Regions from separate parts of the Homo sapiens genome. Here region 1 is linked to region 2. Evidence: read pairs that join two places in POLR2A ChIA-PET (ENCODE). Cell type or tissue: IMR-90. All regions are shown on one strand. Each heading gives the region's core, and the rest is flanking DNA. Links, peaks and the distances in the headings are about the cores only.

Region 1 (9,749 bases), core at 194-8,193, 290 kb after region 2:
TAGAAGGTAAAGGCCATATTTATACTGTCAAAATACAGCCAAAGTTGAGAGAAGGTGGGGGATGGTTAACGGGTACAAAAGAAACATAAATAATCAATAAGATCCAGTATTTGAGAATACAACATGGTGATTATGGTCAATAAAAATTGTACATTTTAAAATAACTAAAAGAGTAGGATTGGATCATTTGTAACACAAAGGATAAATACTTGAGGGGATGGATAACTCATTTTACACGAGTGATTGTTTTGCAGTGCATGCCTGTATCAAAACATCTCACGTACCCCATAAATATATACAGCTGCTATGTACCCATAAAAATTGAAATTAAAAATTTTAAACATTAAAAAATGCAGCAAACACTCCAGAAAATATTCATTTTATTTGGTTTTCATCCCATCTAGTTATAAAATTAGAAATTTTTGTTGCAAACATTGTGCCAAACACATAAAAAATATGGCCAAGTTCTAATAATAAGCCGAGGCATTGACTGAGGATTCCCCTATCAACAAATTGAGTGTCTTTCAGTGGCAAGAACATTCACTGAGCTCCTTTGTGATGTTCACTTACTGGGTTATTTAGTGTACTTGCCTATACAGAGTATATTTGCTACACAGAATCAGTATAGTTATGTGCCTAAACAGAAACAGTGTCCCCACTGTTCCATTTAAGAAAATCCCAATTTTATTCAAGACAACAACATATCCAGTTAAAAACAATTCTCTTGCCTCCCTTACAGCTAAGTGTGATGTTGTGACTCAAATCTGAGCAAAAGAATTTAAGTGCTATTGTGAGGTGGGATTCTGGTGAGATACTTTTAAACAGGTGACAGACACCGTATGGTACTATTTTAAACACATGCATAAACACACAGAGAAGTGATAAAGAAGAGAAATATTTACTCCTGGAAACATAGTAACTCTAAAAAGCCTTAGTCAGGATATTATAAACAGGTTTATGGTTATACCCAACAAGTCAGTAGACTACATAACGAAGCTGGAAACATTTTTTTCCCCTCAAAATGGTACCATAAAACAAATGAATCCAAACATATATATTTATTAAGTTTTACTTCAAGGTTTTATTTTTGCCTGTATCTTTGAAGAGATTCCTTTTACTCCCTGAACTCCCCCAAAAAGCTGGTGCCTTTAAACTCCTTTAAAATAATTATTACAAAAAAGAATCAGAGTTGAGTTTTAGAGGCCCAAATAGATACTGTATCAAATAAAATAAATAAAGCAAACAGACAAAACATTTTCCTAGGTAACAATATTTCCTCTTTTAGTGCCCTATTTTATTTCAGCAGCCCATTTTATCTAACTAAAATGAATCAACTACCCTTTAGAACCATCGAGAACTACCAAAAATTAAAACAAGACAAAACAAAAAAACCAAACCAAAAGCATCTCAGAGCTGATAGGGACCCTTAACACTAGAGATAGAAACCCATCGCCTTTTTTCAAAGAATAGAAAATAAAATGAGCTAGGCTCACGCCTGTAATCCCAACACTTTGGGAGGCTGAGGAGGGAGGATCATTTGAGGTCAGGAGATCAGCCTGGGAAACACAGCAAGATCTCATCTCTACAAAAAAATTTAAAAATCAGCCAGGTGTGGTGGCACACATCTGTAGTTCCAGCTACTTGGAAGGCTGATACAGGAGGATCACTTGAGCCAGGGAGTTCAAGGCTGCAGTGAGGTATGATTGTGCCACTGCATTCCTGCCTAGGCAACAGAGTGAGATCTTGTCTCAAAAAAAAAAAAAAAAAGAAAAGAAAATGAAATTGACTCACCATCATATGGCATATTTTGATTTTTGCGCAAGTCACAAGTTAATTACTCATCAAGAAAACAGGAAATAATAGCTGCTCTGCAGTCTGCACATTCACAGAGACTTAATTTCTAGCTTAGAAAAGAGGCTCAATGAGTGGACATAACGTCCTTCTCCCCCTTATACACAGAGCTAGACGTCCATTTTCAAACTTTCAGATGTCTAGATCTAAATCATAGTAAGGTCATACATCCATGCCATCTTTACTAGAGAATCTTTTTTTAGATTCAACTGACAACTTCTGGTATTTGTCTTTTGTTTTTGAGACAGGGTCTCATTCCATCATCAGGTTAGAGTGCAGTGGCATGATCACAGCTCACTGCGGCATCAACTTCCTGGGCTCAGGTGATCCTCCCCGCTCAGCCTCCAAGTAGCTGGGACTACAGGCGCATGCCACCATGCCCGGCTGATTTTTTTTGTATTGTCTGACAGGGTTTCACCATGTTGCCCAGGCTGGTCTTGAACACCGAGGCTCAAGCAATCCACCCCTCTTGGCCTCCCAATGGTATTTATCATTTTTCTTGTGCTTTCCAGTAAAATATAATGCTAGATCCAAAAATAATAAACACAAAGAGTCTGAAGTAGTTGAGAACCACAGGCCATTTAAAAAATTAAAATTCATTGCTTGTTGCTAATCTAATTTATTTTGGGTCCCCAAGAAATCTCTTTTAGGCCACAAACTGATTTGCAATGCATATTTAATCCTTTTAAATAAGCTGATAATTGAACAATTATAATTTAAATACAACAGAAGATTGAACAAAACTAGTATGTAGATAAGAACACAAAGCTAAAAAATTTTCCAAAAAAAGCCACCATTTCATCTATTTCTTTATAAAGTACAATTAAACCATTTGTAAAGCATGTACTAATGGAAATATGCAAGGTAAAAGTAATAGTTGATTTGTTAAATGTGCTACCTTTCTAACAAATCAAATAATAAAATGGAAAATAAAATATAACTGTAAAATTCCTATCAGTAATTAACATTCAAAATTCTCTTCCAAAGCCCCTTTCACAAATTACTAGCAAAAATTATAATAAAATTTTAGTTTGACATAGTCCACTGAATGGCTTTCAAACTTTTTTTTTAACCTCAACCCACAGTGAGGAATATATTTCTCCTTTTGACTGAATGAAAACACACACACACACACACACACACACATCACACACACATCACACCCTTCTAAAACAGAAGTTTTATGGAGCAACACAGTGGCCAGTGGCATAGATGGCTGGTTGTTCACAAAATTGACTCTTCTTCATTAGTAATAAAGTAAAGCAAGGCACATGCCTGCTCAGCTACAAATTACATTTCTCAGCCTCCCTTGTCGCAAAGTGTGACCATACAGCTAAGTTTTTGCCAACAGAAGGTGGACAGAAATGAAGTGTGACACTTGCAAGTCTGGAGACCTTAAGGCCCTGAGTACATGCTCCATACCCTTTCTCTTTTCAGGAGGCTGGGGCACCTGCAGGGCTGTGATTGAGCTTCAGGTGTACAGACAGGGACACCACTGTGGAGAGAGGAGCAGTAAGATGGATGAATCTGGCCTCTTAAAGGCTTGTGGGGAACCAATCAGAACAGCTCACCTCAGGAATGCTGCAAGGGGGAATTAAACTTTTATTTTCCTCACGCCACTGCATTTTGGTGCCCCTTTAATGCAGCAGCCTAACCTTTATCCCAAAGCTTATATTTACCTTTACTACCTGCAATGTACTTTATCATATTCTATTCTATTTTTTTCCATTAAAAAAAAAGAAATCCTGGTACTCAACCCACTAAACTGATTTTCCAACTCAATAATTGGACATACAAACCTACAGTTTGAAAACCACTATGGTATGAAGAGAGAGGAGTAAACAGATAAAAATCAGTAAAGAATACAAATACTTAAAAAACTGAATTAATTCTGACCACAAATAATCAAGATATAACTCAACTGGCCATTTTATAAACTTCTGACTCACCCTCCTAACATTTGACACAACTGCCCTTTCATAAGTATTTTGTTCTTTCTGAATTAAAGTATTTTTGAAAAGTTACCAAGTATTTGCTTTCCAAATACTTTTTCCTCTAATAATAAAACCCCAAATTACTTTAAAAAGTCAAACAAATCTTTATCGCATTTGCTAATACTGTGTCTCAAATTTTTCTCTACAAAATAAGCTCAAATGTTTATAATTTTAAAATTCAATACTTCCATGTGTGTTTTTTGAAGTATACCAGTTCAGACAAGAAATCTGTATTTAGTTCACATTACTTTAATCCTGTCTCATCTCAGCTGAACATGGAAATTTTTTAGCACTTTCATATAGTCTTGTGCTTGTTTTATTTAATTAACTAAGTAATTAATTAACGTTTAGAGACAGGATCTTGCTTTGTCACCCAGGCTGGAGAGCAGGGTATAATCATAGCTCACTGCAGCCTGAAACTCCAGGGCTCAAGTGATCCTCTCCTCCTGATTAACTAGGACCGCAGGTGTGCGCTACTATGCCCGCCTAATTTTTTAAAGAATTTTTGTAGGGATGGGGTCTCACTCTGTTGCCAAGGCTGGTCTCAAACTCCTGGCCTCAAATGATCCTCCTGCCTTGGCCTCTCAAAGTGCTGGGATTACAGGCATGAGCCACACAGCACCTGGCCAGAGTTATTTTAGATTATGTAAATTAGTAGTTAAAACTCTAAGTCATAGAAAATGTCTCCATAAGAGAAAGCATAAATTAAAATATAAAATTTGTAAAGGCTAAAAAGCTGACTAAACCCTTTCCTATTATAGTGGTAAATGAATCAAATATGAAATTATATAAAATCATAGCATTTTTCACTCCTAAGGGTAAAAATTCTAGTTAACTTGTCAAAATCTGTTCTAAAGCCTCTCCATAAAATATTAAAGTCTGCTTAAGCAATTTGCCTAGAATTTTGTTTGAACACCCAATTCAAATTTACGTAAGTAACTTCAACTTGATAGTTTATATTTAAAAGCTGTAAAAGAAAATGGAGAGAAAATGTCGTTTAAATGTTTTAAATCTTAAAACTTATTAAAAAGTACCTAAGGATGCCTCACTGTAAAACAGTGTTTATACCCAGATAGTTTTTAAGTGTTCAATTATTTTAGATATTGCTTTGTATTTTTATAATATATCAAAAAAAAATTTTTTTTAAATGGGGTCTCGCTCTCTTGCCCAGGCTGGAGTGCAGTGGTGCAATCACAGCTCAGTGGAGCCTCAAGTTCCCAGGCTCAAGTGATCCTCCCAACTCAGCCTCCCAAGTAGTCAGGACTACAGGTACACACTACCATGCCTGGCTAATTTTTTTTGTACTTTTGGTAGAGATGGGGTGTTACCATATTACCCAGGCTGGTCTTGATCTCCTGAGCTCAGACAATCCACCTGCTTCAGCCTCCCAAAGTGCTGGGATTACAGGTGTGAGCCACCTTGCCCCGCCCCCAAAATCTTAATTACTCTTATTAATGGCATGTAGCAGAGGTCTGCATAATCCAAATAAGAAGAGCATTTTAATGTTTACTATCAACACACACAAAATAAAGCAGAAAATCATTCAATTAAATATCTACACATATACATAAAAAAGAACAAAATCATGTCCTTTGCAGCAACATAAATGTAGCTAGAGGCCATTATCCTAAGTGAATTAATGTAGAAACAGGAAATCAAATACCACATATTCTCACTTGTAAGTAGGGGCTAAACACTGGGTACACGTGAACATAAAGATGGAAACAAGAGACACCAAGGACTCAAAAAAGGGGGACGCAGGGAGGAGGGCAAGGGTTAAAAAACTACCTATTAGGTACTAAGCTCATTATTTGGGTGACAGGTTCAATTTAAGTCCAAACCTCAGCATTATATAATATCCATGTAACAAACCTGCACATGTACACCCTGAATCTAAAATAATAATTACAAAAAGAAATTAGGGGATTACCATGTTAGCTACATATCTAAAGGGCAGTGTGGCCCCACTGATAACTATGTTACATAATCATCATATTCTTTTTTTTTTTTGTTGGGGGCGGTGACAGAGTCTTGCTCTGTTACTCAGACTAGAGTGTAGTGGGGCGACCTCAGCTCACTACAACCTCCACCTTCTGGGATCAAACAATCCTCCCACCTCAGCCTCCCGAGTAACTAGGACTACAGGCACGCACCACCATGCCTGGCTAATTTTTGTATTTTTTGTGGAGACGGGGTCTCACTATGTTGCCCTAGCTAGTCTCAAACTCTTGGGCTCAAGCAATCCTCCTGCCTTGGCCTCCCAAAGTGCTGGGATTACAGGTGTGAACCACTGTGCCTAGTCATAACATGTATTCTTTTTGAAAGAAAATGTATGTACTTAATTGAATTATTTGCTAGATGTTGGTCTGTAAGCTCCTGGAGGGCAGGAGCTATGTCAGGTTAGCTCTATTATGTGGTATAGTATGTGGCATGTAGTATTTGCTTAATAAATATTTACAAATGTAAGGCAAAACAAAACAAAAAATACACATATAGGTAAGCAATCTAATAACCATTTACTGTTACAGTTTTATTATTTCATATACTATTTTAAAAGCAACATATTAAATAATGACAGTGACAGATTATAACTCATTGACTAAAATAAGAATCCATGAGTGCATACTGGTATGAATAAATAAATAAGAGAGAAGGGAAAGCACTTTTTTTTCTGAGATGGAGTCTCACTTTGTCGCCCAGGCTGGAGTGCAGTGGCATGATCTTGGCTCACTGCAACCTCTGCCTCCTGGGTTCAAGAGATTCTCCTGCCTCAGACTCCCGAGCAGCCGAGATTACAAGTGTATGCCACCATGCCCGGCTGATTTTTTGTATTTTCAGTAGAGATGGGGTTTCGCCATGTTGGCCAGGCTGGTCTCAAACTTGGTCTCATGTGATCCGCCCACCTCAGCCTCCCAAAGTGATGGGATTACAGGCGTGAGCCACCGCCCCGGCCCGCACCTTCTTATAATAGAATGCCAACTGATAAATACAGAATGGATGATGGAATTAGAAAATCACCATTTGACAACCATCACTGTAATAACTGATTCAGTCATGAATCACTGATAGATGCTAAAACTAGTAGAAAGTTTGATGAGAAAGAGGATTTTTACATCATCTCAAATTATCTCCTCCAAATATACTTGTTAATTATAAAGTAAAAATAGTAACTTTACAATAACCTGACAGGCACCACCTCAAAAAGTGATTAAAATACCATCAGCAATAATGGGACAAACTGATGTCAAGTGACTTCTGATAGATATGACAAGTAAATGCAATGTGAGATCATGGATTAGATCCTAGACCAGAAAAAAAAGTTTTTCTGCTCTTTTGCTATAAAGGACATTATTGGAACAACTGGCAAAATTTGAGTAAGGTCTGTAGATTTAATAAAAGCATTGTATCTATGTTAATTTCCCAAATGTCCTTTTTTTTTTTTTTTTTTTCCTTTTTTGACATGGAGTCTCACTCTTTCGCCCAGCCTGAAGTGCAGGGGCACGATCTTGGCTTACTGCAACTCCACCTCCTGGGTTCAAGCGATTCTCCTGCCTCAGCCTCCCGCGTGGCTGGGATTATAGGCACCCGCCACCACACCTGGCTAATTTTTGCATTTTTAGTAGAGAGAGGGTTGATTTCACCACATTGGCCAGGCTGGTCTTGAACTCCTGACCTCAGGTGATCCACCCACCTCGGCCTTCCAAAGTGTTGGGATTACAGGCGTGAGCCACTGCACCCGGCCCTGAATGTCCTTGTTTTTAGAAAATACACATGTAAATATTTATAGGTAAAGGGGTATCACGTCTACAACTTATTTCCAAATGGTTCAGAAACAAACACATATGTAGACAGAAAGGTAATGCAAATGCGGTAAACTAACATTAAGGGAATCTGAGTAAAGAGGATATGTGAATCCTTTGTACTACTCTTGCAACTTTTCTATAAGTATAAAATTATTTCAAAACAGTATGAAAACAATTAAAAACTAATAACACGTAAACAAAGTATTAGTTAAAACCTAAAAAAGGAATGGTTAAAGAGCAAATTACAGATGCTCATGGTGGGTGCAATTTTGGTTTAGTTATTCATGTTTGAATTATTAATATTATTGCTATCTTTCATCAAAGGGTCTTAGTGTACTTTATAAACATGTTTTACTTCCTTCACTTTACAGATGAGAAAACAGACATGTAGAAAAGCTCCCAAAATGTGGCAGGTTGATTTTGGAATGGAAACAAAGAAAATTTGACTTTTAATTAATAAAATAGTGTTAAGATGCGATATAGCTAGACACAGCAGAAGGTATTCATTTACCTTGCTCTATTGTAAATCACTGGCTCGTTTTCTTCCTGCACAGTCGTCAGCATATCCAAGTCATGGAATATTTTCTGCATATAGTCCAAATATTTACATCCTGAAGCTCTCTCTACTATGGCTGCCAGTAGGGTATAGCCAAAAGTTGAATACAAAAACTGACTACCTTGAGACATCATTGCGAGGAGGAAAAAAATAAAATACTTGATTATTATTCAAAAACATATAAAATATATTCCCACTGAAAATTGGCATACTTTTAAAACTGGAATATTTTACTTCAGCATTCAGAAAAAGAACACAGGCAATACATCAACAAATTGAGTTAACTTTGCAACTGTCCTTATTCCAAGTCCTTAACACAAGAATAAAATTATGATCAGCATACTTAACATTTCACATAAATCTGCTCCTTTCTCTGATAATAAAGTAAGCAAATAAATCCTACCTCAAAACAAAACAAAAATATTTCAAAGTGACAACAAAACAGGAACAGAAAGAAAAGAAAAGCAAATTTGATTTCTTGAGTCAACTTTGTTCTTAATATACCTCTACTCATTGTTTAGGGCATAAATGGGCAAACACGTTCTTATTTTAATAAAATATATGGGTCAGGAGCGGTGGCTCACTCCTGTGTCCTAGCACTTTGGGAGGCCAAGGGGGGAGGATCACCTGAGGTCAGGAGTTCGAGACCAGCCTGGCCAACATGGTGAAACCCTGTCTCTACTAAAATACAAAAATTAGCCAGGTGTGGTGGCGGGCACCCATAATCCCAGCTACTCAGGGGGCTGAAGAAGGAAAATCGCTTAAACCCAGGAGGCAGAGTTTGCAGTGAGCTGAGATCCCGCCACTGTACTCCAGCCTGGGTGACAGGGCCAGACTCCATCTCAAAATAAATAAATAAATAAAATAAAATAAAATAAATGTAGGCACACAAACTTTGTTTCAAATACATATTTGAATTTAAATATATATTCAAATATACATAGTATTTCAAATAAATAACTTTATATCATTTTGGGTTCTGGACAAACTCAAACTGGTTTGAGACAGGGTCTTGCTCTTGCTGTTGCCCAAGCTAGAGTAAAGTGGTATGATCACAACCCACTACAACTTTGAACTCCTGGGCTCAGGGATCCTCCCGCCTCAGCCTCCTGAGTAGCTAGGACTACTTACACACACAGGCCACTGAACCTGGCTAATTTAAAATTTTTTTTGGAGAAACAGGGCCTTGCTTTGTTGCCCAGACTAGTCTTAAACTCCTGGGCTCAAGCGATCCTCCCACTTTTCCCTCTGTAAGTGCTGGGATTATAGGCGTGAGCCAACTGTGCCCAGCATGGAACTTTATTTTTAAGATAAAATCCATAATTATATCTTATTTGCTCTTATTAGTCATATCTATAAAATATCTATTCAACTAAAAGCTTTTAAAATGAAAAATGAATATAAGTATATCAAACTATGGTAAATTTAGATATTAAGTAGCTTCAATAGGCACCAAATCAAAAAATAAAACAAAGATAATTATTTGTATAGAGCAGATTTTTGGCAAAAAATTAGTGATGAACACTCATTTCTTTAAGAAATAAA
Region 2 (10,996 bases), core at 1,621-9,620:
TACCCTTGTCATGAAAGAGTTTTTACATTTAAAAATATCCTTAATGCTATTTTTAGTTAAAAACAAAACAAGTCTTTTTTTTTTCACAATGGCCAATCCTCATGTCTTTCAGATCATTTGAATTTTTTAAATAAGATTTTACTTTGTTTATTATAATTATTTTTAAGTTCTCACTCTGCTGCCCAGGCTGGAGTGAAGTAGTGCAATCATAACTCACTGCAGCCTCAAACTCCTGGGCTCAAGTGATCCTCCCTCCTCAGCCTCCCAAGTAGCTGGGACTACAGGCATGTGCCACCATGCCAGGCTAATTTTTTAAAGTTTTTGTAGACATGGGGTCTCGCTGTTGCCCAGGCTGGTCTTCAACTCCTGGGCTCAAGTGATTCTCTCACTTTGGCCTCCCAAAGTGCTAGGATTACAGGTATGAGGCACTGAGTCTGGCCTGTTTATTACAATGTTTTATTTTTTTAAATTTTGGACATACAAAAAAAATTAGAATATAATATAATGGTCATATGTGTAACTTCTACCCAGCAAAAAATTTAAAACATTTAAGATGTAGTCAAGGCCTCCTCCTGATTCCTGATTCCATTCCATCCCTCCCTCTTTGTTGATACTATGACTCTCCTGAATTTACTGTTCATCGTATTTTTCTACTTTTGCTATATATATGTATGTGTGTGTGTATCTTTCTTAAAAATATTCTTGTTTTGCATGTTTTAAATTTTTCTCCAATTTATATAATACTGTTTAGATTCTTCTGAACCTTGTTTTTTTCACTCAATATTGTTTTGGTGAGATTCATCCATATTGACAAGTTTGGGCATGTTCAGGGTGGTATGGCCGCAGACAGATTCATCCATATTGATGCAAATAGCTAATTCATCATCACTGCTGTTTAATATTCCTTTCTGTGAATGTAGCAATCTCTGTTGGTGTCTTGCCTGCCTATATCCTCTGAGCACTCAGCATTTCTCTGGCTCCCACTGCCAGCACCCACACATCATTGTCCACGGGCTTTCTTGACTGTTGGAGCATGATCTGTTGCTACATGGAGCAGGCCCAAAAGCCTGGGATTTAACAGCCCCCAGGAATAGCCCTCACCAATGACTGATGGAAGTTGGTAGATAAATACCCCAGCTCCCTTGCTCCTTAGGGAGGATAACTCTGAGGCCTCACTCTACACTGCCTCCTAGAATTTCCCAGCAGGATTAAGCTGCTGTTCACTGCCCACAGTGGTAACTTCCTTGATAATCATCTCAGGCCAGGTTTTCCAGAAGCAGAAACTGAGCTGGAATTTGGGATGTAAGATGTTTATTAGGAATCAACACCTCCAAAAGGAAATGGGGGAACACAGGACTGGGCAGAAGGAGGAGGAGAACTGTGACGCTGGCCTGATAAAGCCTTGGCCAACCTGCAGGGAGCTGGGGAGCAAGTACAGTAGCACCCATTAGAGTGTCTCGTGGTGGACCCAAATGGCTGGGTCTTTATACCTCCGCCTTGCTCAGTCCCTGGCTGTGGGCTGTCCTGGAGTGGGCATGACCTTGGGTGAGGCTGCTGTCTATGGCTGAGGCAGACCCTGGGGGAGCTGACAGCTGGAGGCCCTCTGCCGATGCCAACCCCTGCAGCTTCCTGAAGGGGAATCTGGGCAGCACATCCATGTCTACCACAAGAACACAACTTGTGGCTTGTTGGCTTCTTCCTTAGTATCATATTTTGCTGTCAAACATTTGAGACCACGTCCCACATAAACTACTTGTATCTTTGTCTCAGAGTCTGTTTTTTAGAGAACTCAGACAATGATTAAATCTCAGTTTATCCATCCTCCTATCAATGTTTCCAATTCTGTGCTACTGCTAACTAAGTTGTAATGGACTTTCTTGTATAAGTCTCTTCGTGTACATGTGGGAGTTTTAAGGTCAATGTTTAGAGCAGAGTTCTTGGGTCAGAGGGTATGTATGTCTTCAATTTTGTTAGATGTTGTCAAGTTGCCCTCCAAATTAGTTGTCTTAAGTAACTTGAGTTATATAAACATTCAAAAGTTGCATGGGCCTAAAAGAATTACTGTTTCTCCCTGACTGTTCCTACCACAGAAGATTAGCATCATTGGGCATCTCTATTGTTTGCCAGAGAAAGGCATTCCATGGTCCCAGCTCTGTCATGCTGAGCATGCTTTCTGGAAGGTTAAGCTGTTACAGACTTGTGAGACTGGGTCAGTTTGAGAAAACAAACAAAATCACTTAAAAAAATACTAATAGTTTGTGTCATGATGTTGGCTACATAGACTAAGATGACATTGGTGTAGTAACTATCAAGAATCATATGTAATGGACCATTTTACAGACTGGATAATCCCTCCCACCCCAGACGTCTATGTCTAATCTCTGGAATCTCTTACGGGGCAAAAAGAACTTTGCACATGCCATTAGGCTAAGGAGATTGAGATGGAAAGTTACCTTGGATCATCCTGGTGGGCCCAGTGTAATCATAAGAGGGAGTAAGATGTGACATGACAGAAGCAGCGGTCAGAGAGACTAAGAGAGAGAGAGAGATTGATTTGAAGATGCTATGCTGCTGGCCTTGAAATAGAAGGGGCCACAAGCCAAGGAGTACAGGCAGCCTCTATAAACCTGGAAAAGGCAGGGAACAGATTCTTCCCTAGAGCCTCCAGAAGGAATGTAGCCCTGCTGACACCTTGATTTGGGGATAATACACTTGTGGTGTTTCAAGTCACTAAGTTTGTGGTATTTATTACAGCAGGAATTGGAAACTGATGCCCCAATAACCAGATAAAGAGCCACCCAAAAGGATTTGAGGGAATGGTACTCAGAGGGTACTCACAGAGAGCCTCAGAAAATGCCTCTTCCCAGCAGCCAGAGTGGAAAACCTCGTAATTCAGGCAGCATTTATTAGAGTACCAAGGAGTATCTTGCATTGGTAGGAGGGGGGAAAATTAACCCTAAATTAAATGCAGCTCTGACCTGGCCTAACAAAGTTTAAGAGTAAGACCTGAAATGATCACACTCTTTCCAAGTAACTTAATGGCATCCCAGAACAAAGCTTAAGAATATTTGTATGAATACAATACTATTCAATATCTAACAAAGTAAAATTGACAATATTTGGCATTCAAGCAAAAAGCACCAGGCATGCAAAAAAGCAGGAAAATTCAACCTAGAATGAAGAGAAAAGTCAATTAGTCAAAACTGACCCAGAAATAACACGGATGATAGAATTTGTATATAACACATTGTAAAAGTTATTATTACATATTCCATATTTCAAGAAGCTAGAGGAAAGACTGAACATGACAGAAAGACATGGACGATATCAAATAAACCTAAATTGAGCTGTTAGAGATGAAAACTACAATGTCTGAAATGAAAAATTGCACTCAATAGGACTAGTAACACAGTATACTTTGCAGAGGAGAATAACAAAGCATCAGTGAACTGTGGGATAACTTCAAGTGGCCTAATGTAAGTGGAATTGGAGAATGGAGTCCTTGAAATGGGGCTGGTATGCCAAAAATAATATTAGTCAAAAATGTTCTAAGTTTGAGGGAAACTGTAAACTCGCCGAACTGAGAAACTTAACAGACCCAAGCACAGAAACATGAAAAAAAACAACCCCAAGGCACATCACACTTAATCAAAAGCAGCTGAGAAAAAAGACACATTTATATACAGAGAAATGAAGGTAAGGATGACAGAAGATTTCTCATGAAAGCAGAGCAAGCTAGCAGACAGTGGAATGACATCTTTAATGTACTAAACAGAAAACAAAACAAAAAGCCCTGTCAAATGAGAGATCCACACTCAAAGAAAGTGTCTTTCAAAAACAGAGGTGAAATACTTTTTCAGATCTACAAAGGCTGAAAGAATAACCTCAGCAGCAGACTTAACTCTGCAAGAAATGTTATCGGAAGTCTCACAAGCAGAAGAAAAATGATACCAGATGGAAACATGGATCTACCTAAAGGATAAAGAGCACCAGAAATGACAACTATATAGACAATTTAAATACTTTTTTCTTCTTAGCTAAGTCTCTTTAAAAGATAATTGACTGTTGCCGGGCACGGTGGCTCACGCCTGTAATCCCAGCACTTTGGGAGGCTGAGGCGGGTGGATCACAAGGTCAGGAGGTCAAGACCAGCCTGGCCAACATGGTGAAACCCCGTCACTACTAAAAATACAAAAATTAGCCAGGCGCAGTGGCGGGTGGCTATAATCCCAGATACTCGGGAGGCTGAGGCAGGAGAATCACTTGAACCCAGGAGACAGAGGTTGCAGTGAGCCGAAATCATGCCACTGCACTCTAGCCTGGGTGACAGAGCAAGACTCTGTCTCAAAAAAAAAAAAAAAAAAGATAATTGACTGTTTAAAGCAAAAATAATTTAATAATTATGTAGAGGTACATCTATAACAACAATACTACAAAGGCCCGGAGGGGAGAGATAGAAATATACTGTAGTAAGTTTCTTTTCTTTCTTTCTTTTTTTTGAGACAGGGTCTTAACTGTCACCCAGGCTGGAGTGCAGTGGTGTGATCACCACTCACTGCAGCCTGAACCTCCCAGGCTCAAGTGATTCTCCTAACTCAGCCTCCTGAGTAGCTGAGACTAGAGGCATGCGCCACCACGCCCAGCTAATTTTTGTATTTTTTGTAAAGATGGGGTTACATATTACCCAGGCTGGTCTCGAACTCCTGAGCTCAAGCGATACACCCGCCTTGGCCTCCCAAAGTGTTGGGATTACAGGCATGAGCCACCGTGACAGGCCTTGTTGTAAGACTCTTATATATGAAGTGATATGATATAACTTAAAGGTAAGCAATAAGTTAAAGGTGCATACTATAAATCCGAACACAACCACTAAAATAGCAAGCAAACAGTTATAGCTAATAAGTCAACAAAGAAGATAAAAATAGAGTCATGAAAAATACCCAATTACTTAAAAAAAACAAGAACAAGAGGGAAATGTGAGTAAAAAATAGATGGGAGAAATAGAAAACACATAGCATGTGTTATAATCATGATAAATGTTATAGTGTTTATAATAACCATGTGAATAATCATGATAAATGTAAACAGGCTAAATATTGAAACTAAAGCAGGGACTGCCATGTTGGATAAGAAAAAGCAAGACTCAGCTATGTGCTCTGTGTAAGAAACCCACTTTAGGCCAGGCACAGTGGCTCAGGCCTGTAATCCCAGCACTTTGGGAGGCCGAGGTGGGTGGATCACTTCAGGTCAGGAGTTTGAAACCAGCCTGGCCAACATGGTGAAACCCTGTCTCTACTAAAAGTACAAAAAAAAAAAAAAAAAAAAAAGCACTAGCTGGGTGTGGTGTTGGACACCTGTAGTCCCAGCTACTCAGGAGGCTAAGGCAGGAGAACTGTCTGAACCCAGGTGGTGGAGGCTGCAGTGAATCAAGATCAGGCCACTGCACTCCAGCCTGGGTGGCAGAGTGAAACTCCATCTCCAGAAAAAAAAAAAAAAAAAAAAGAAGGAAAATAACTCAGTTTAAATATAAATAAATACATAAATAGCTTAAAGGTGAAAGGATGGGAAAAGATATGTCATGTTAACACTTGTCAAAACAAAACTAATGTGGTTATATCAATACCAGACAAAATAGATTTCAGAACAAAGAATATTACTAGAGATAAAGAAGATAATTTCATAATGATAAAGGGGTCAATTCATCAAGATGACATAATCTTAATGATTTATATACCTCAAAACAGCTTCAAAATACATGAAGCAAAAACTCACAGAACTGCAAGGAGTTATAGTCAGATCCACAATTATAGTTTGAGATTATAGAACCTTTCTCTTGATAACTGAGAAGAAAAAGAAAATCAGACCAAGTGGTTCAGTTCAACGGGAATGGAAAGTGCAAGAAAGGAGTGATGGAAAATGAGTTAACTATCCTGGAGGGCCAGATAGCAGGCCAAAACATAAAAACAGAGATGAACTCAGTAACTCTGGGGGCCAAGCGGGCGGGCGTGTTTAGTGAACACAAAGCTCTCCTATTACTATCCATAATTAGGACAAATAATTTCCAGTTTCCATAGTCTCAGTTATCCTTTTTATTTTTGTATAAACGATCTACAAGTGTGCACCAGAAATATTGTTGCCCTTTAATCACACAGAACTGGTCTGAAGCAGAATCCTTTGAATTGTATAAAGTCAAGCTGAGAGAATAGTCTGTGACAGACAGGGGACGCATTTTAGTGCAGTGTTAGATCCATCTCTGAGTGAAGCAAGCATAGAAGGCGGAAACAAGGAAATGATGTAAGCCACCATAAATTAAAGGATAGTGAAGAACGAACAGAGGTCCTGAGTAGATAGTCCATCCGTCTAATCATCATCTACCCATCATCCATCCATCCTTCCATCCATCCATCCTCCATCCATCTACTTATTTAAGAAATAATTATTAATACCTCGGTGGAGGAAAGTTCATCTGTATCCTCCTGACTCTTAGTCCTATTCAGGAATAACTGAGACCTCATACCTAGTTTGCCTTTAGGAAAATTACCGTCAAGGCACACACAGATTGTACCTTGGGCGGTGCTCTGGCAATAACAGATATCCTGTTGTGTGAACAATGGTCTATCCTGTCAACTCAAGCCATTTAATTTAATTTTAACTTTAATTTTTTCATTGAGACGGAGTCTCTGTTGCTGAGGCTGGAGTGCAGTAGCGCGATCTCGGTTCACTGCAACCTCTGCCTCCCTCCTGCGTTTAAGCGATTCTCCTGCCTCAGCCTCCTGAGTAGCTGGGATTGCAGGCTCCTGCCACCATGCCCGGCTAATTTTTGTATTTTTAGTAAAGACGAGGTTTCACCATGTTGGCCAGGCTGGTCTCGAAGTCATGACCTCAAGTGATCTGCCCACCTCGGCCTCCCAAAGTGCTGGGATTACAGGTGTAAGCCACCACGTCTGGCTTCAAGCCATTTTAAATCAGGCCCCCAAAACACTGGGTTGTCAGGAATTAGGGTAGAATGAGAGACATACTTAGATCAAATTGTGTTGAAGGAAGAGGGAGCCATTTAGACAAGAGACCCTTCTTCAAGAAGGGATACAGAGATGGATGGGAGTGGAAGTTCACGTCTCTCCCTCTATGTCTTCCATTCCTCCCCTGATTCTGCCTCTTCTACCCCCAACCCAAGAGCATGATTTGGTCCTTAAGAGCCAACCAGCCTCTTAGTTGACAGATGTGTGAACCTCTCTTAGAAATGCTGGAATAAACCCCACTCAAAAAGAAATCTGGAGTCTGGAAGAGAGGATCAGGTTTGGAGTCTACATGCGCCTAGATTCAAGTGCCAGCTCTAACACTTAGAAGTTGTATAATCTTTTTTTTTGAGACAGTTTCACTCAGTAGCCCAGGCTGGAGTGCCATGGCACGATCTTGGCTCACTGCAAACTTCACCTCCTGCATTCAAGTGATTCTCATGCCTCAGGCTCCTGAGGGGCAGGGATTACATGCTTGTGCTACCATACCCAGCTAATTTTTGTATTTTTAGTAGTGATGGGGTTTCACCATGTCGGCCAGGCTGGTCTCGAACATCTGACCTCAGATGATCTGCCCTCCTCCACCTCCCAAAGTGCTGGGATTATAGGTGTGAGCCACTATGCCTGTCCTCAAAGTTGTATAATCTTGATTAAGTCATTGAACTTCTCTAGGTCTTGGTTTTCTCATCTGTAAAATGGGGATACTAACCTTATACAGGTGGTTGAGAGGATTAAACCAAATAACAGGTGTGGGTATAATATTTCCCAAGCTATAACCTTGAGTATCCCCCAAATATCGAATTTTGTTTTTCTGTAATTTAAACAATATCTTGAGCTCCCATTTTAACTACTGATTAAATATAAACAACAATAACAAAATAGTCAATTCTAAGCAAATTCAGACACTTAAATGTGTTTCTTGGTCATTTTAGTTTTAAGCTTGCTCAAGTCAGTATTTTCTCCTTCTCTTTCTTCTCTCTGGGGAGTTCTCCTCTGTCCTGGGGTTGCTCAAGTGTTAGCTCCGTAGTGGAGAGAGACACCTGCCCTTGTTTATTTCCTGAAACTTAATTCATCTTGACTAGCCTTTGGTCCAGAATTTGCTGGCATCTTTTGGGACATCCACACACCTCCCTTACCTGTTACCAGGTCTGCACAAGTCCCTCTATACTCTTTTTGTCCTTCTTAGAGCCTCAGAGACCCTCCTAGGCCATTATCTTTAAAATGTTTTAAATTTACCTTAAATAAACAACTAACAAACCCATATCATCCACCATGACAAGGGTACAAAAAGGAAAACAAAATTCTCTCATCTGTCCTTGTCCCACAGCCCCCTACTTCTCCTCCCTAGGGGCAACCCTTTTTACCAGTTTCTTATGTGTCCCTTCAAAAATAATTTAAGCATATATATATATATGCTTGTAATGCATATATAGTCAATGCATTATATGTATTATATATATTATGCTTGTAAATGCATATATATTATGCTTGTAAATGCATATATATTAAAAATCATCTATCATTGATCTAAGTTCACTATGGACTTTAACTCGTACACACACACATACATATATATAACCTTGTTAACTGCCTTAGAAAACAAAGCCTAAGGCAAAGTTTCTGTGCTAACACTTTATGGAGGGACAATCTCAGAGCACAGCATGAGTCAGCGGAAAATGGAAGTGAGATGGTGTACTAATTTCCAAGTGCTGCCATAACAAAGTACTGCTAATACATACGGGATGGCTTAAAACAACAGAAAGGTATTCTCCCACAGTTCTGGAGGCTAGAAATATGAAGGCAAGCTGCCGGCAGGGCCATGCTTCCTTGGAAGCTTCTAGGAGGAGGATCCTTCCTTGTCTCTTCCAGTTTCTGGTAGCCCCAGATGTTCTTTGGCTTGTGGTGGTGTAATGCCCATCTCGGCCTCTGTTGTCACATAGCGTTCTCCCCTTGTGTCTGTGTCTGTGTGTCTCTCATCTTCTTATAACACCAGTCACCTTGGCTTAAGGACCCACCCAACTCCAGTATAACCTCGTCTTTTATTACATCTGCAATGATCCTATTTCCAAACAAGTTCACATTCTGAGGTACTGGGGGTTAGGACTTCAACATATGTTTGTGGGGGCACAATTCAACCCATAACAGGCAGGAAAGTAATCTCATGATGATGTTGCCAAGCTGGCTGAAGCTTCACAAGAAACACAAAGCATTTGGGTTCACATGGCAGATCTCCAGAGAGGCACATGGGGCCACTGTGCCTCAAAACAGTCTTTTTGGGATGTGAGGAAGAAACGAATTTATCTGCAGGATCTTATCCCCCATCTCTCATTGGTCAAAGTTCACCCACGGGGCTTCAACTCACTCATATTTTTAGATGGAGTTCCTGCCTCCTATGGACGGCCACTAGAGAAGCCAGATCCCGTGGCCCATGGCATAGCACTTCATCCAAGTCAGAAGTGTTGGGGGTGCCTGGGCCTCAGTGGGCCTGGGCGGGGTAGGTCCAGCGCTCAGGTGTAGAACCAGGAAGGGGCGGTAAAGCAAGAGCCTGTTGCAGGGTTGTTCCCAGGGCCAGCCTGCCTTACAATGGCCTCTGAGTCCCAAATCGTCTTCCTTCACATGGCTTGGACTCTTATTTTCTCTTAATTTATCTGTCAGAAACTGCAGAGAATTATCAGGCATCCATTAAGGGCTTAAAGGCAGACTCTGAAAAATTTGACTACGCCTGCGAGTATCAGCAACCATGTGGGAATCTTAACTTCCGGAGATTACTGTTCTCTTTTACAACTTTCAACTGATTTTTATTGAGCACCTACTAGGTGGCAGCCACTGTGTAAGGCACTAGGAATATCGCAGACAAAGGAGCTTGTGTTCAAGAGGGAGAGAGACAATAAACAAACGTTGAATGCAATTCTAATAGAGCCCTGATCGGGGAAATACAGGGAATTATAAGATCCAGCCTTGCCTATGTTGCTATTTATATTCTCTTCTTAACTTTAAAATATCAAACAAGAAAATCTGGAAAACATAGAGATGTTCAGGAGCAGTGCAAGATGCTATATGTTCCTTTTATTACTGAGCAGACAGGAGTTGCACTGAGGGGAAGGGAATTTTGTTGGTTGGAGGGGAGGTAGGTAATAGATACTTTTGTCCGGCCTTGGTCTGGATGGCTTAGGGCATCCTAAATTCAAGGAAACTCAGCCCAGCACAGGAATCTGACTTTATTGTGCATCCTACTTTCTTGGAGAGCTTGTTAAAAATGATAGCTTCCCGGAGCCTACTGTCAGAGATTGATTCCCAATGTGGGACAGGGGCCAAGAACAGATGCTTGGCCCATTGCGGCTTTCAGTACATTTCTGTTGAATAAATGAATTCTAATGCAGGCAATCCGAGGATCACACTTGGATCTAGAGAGAGCGGCAGAGGGAAGTTTCTCCCATCTCCTAGATATTCCTAGGGCCATCCCGTACTTGGGAAAGGAGAAAGGAAACCCTATTCCCACCTCGTGCCTCGTATGTCCTGTGGCCTCCTCCTCCTAGGACCCAGAATTCAGGCTGGCAGTATTTATACTCTAGTTCAGTTCTATTTGGGGTTAAAAACTTTTGAGAGTTGGTCTGGGAACTTAACCAAGATTTATATAGCATTATTTCTATTGGAAACTAATTGAGATTCAAAATGTTTATGAGCATAAAATGTTTTCATTCTTATTATCCCATGTAAACTTTGCAACGTCCTCCGGAGCAGATATTGTAATTATTTTCGTCTTATAATGGAGGAAACTGTTGTTAGTGACTTAAGTGGAATGTTAACAGTCCCTTCACTGCACTTTCACGATTCCATTGCCCACTAAATCTTAGGCCTGTGAACACCTTTCTTCAGATATAATAAACTCAGGAACGGAAGCAGGGTCCAGGCATCTGTTTTTCCTGTCTTTGTATCTGTTGTATCTTCGAGCTGGTCTTTTCTCTGATCATCCACTTTGC

Evidence for each region. Peaks named below come from ENCODE experiments on the same cell type or tissue, not always from the same donor. Only the 100,000 strongest peaks of a DNase experiment are listed, where the experiment ranks them.
Region 1: POLR2A ChIA-PET joins it to region 2 with 6 read pairs; 4 of 35 experiments call an interaction of 5 or more read pairs at or near these places.

Annotation. Positions count from the first base shown.
Region 1 is chr15:63,128,061-63,137,809 of GRCh38, reverse strand. LACTB (lactamase beta) reads right to left here. Exons shown (of 6, transcript NM_032857.5): 5 at 8,160-8,325. Among named protein-coding and RNA genes, the nearest start is that of LACTB, 11 kb to the right of the region's middle. In IMR-90, for the core only: no CTCF peak of the experiment used is centred there; DNase peaks (open chromatin) are centred at 1,819 and 3,809; H3K27ac peaks cover 2,820 bases.
Region 2 is chr15:63,418,350-63,429,345 of GRCh38, reverse strand. All of the region lies in intron 4 of LINC02568 (long intergenic non-protein coding RNA 2568), which reads right to left. Among named protein-coding and RNA genes, the nearest start is that of LINC02568, 34 kb to the right of the region's middle. In IMR-90, for the core only: no CTCF peak of the experiment used is centred there; no DNase peak of the experiment used is centred there.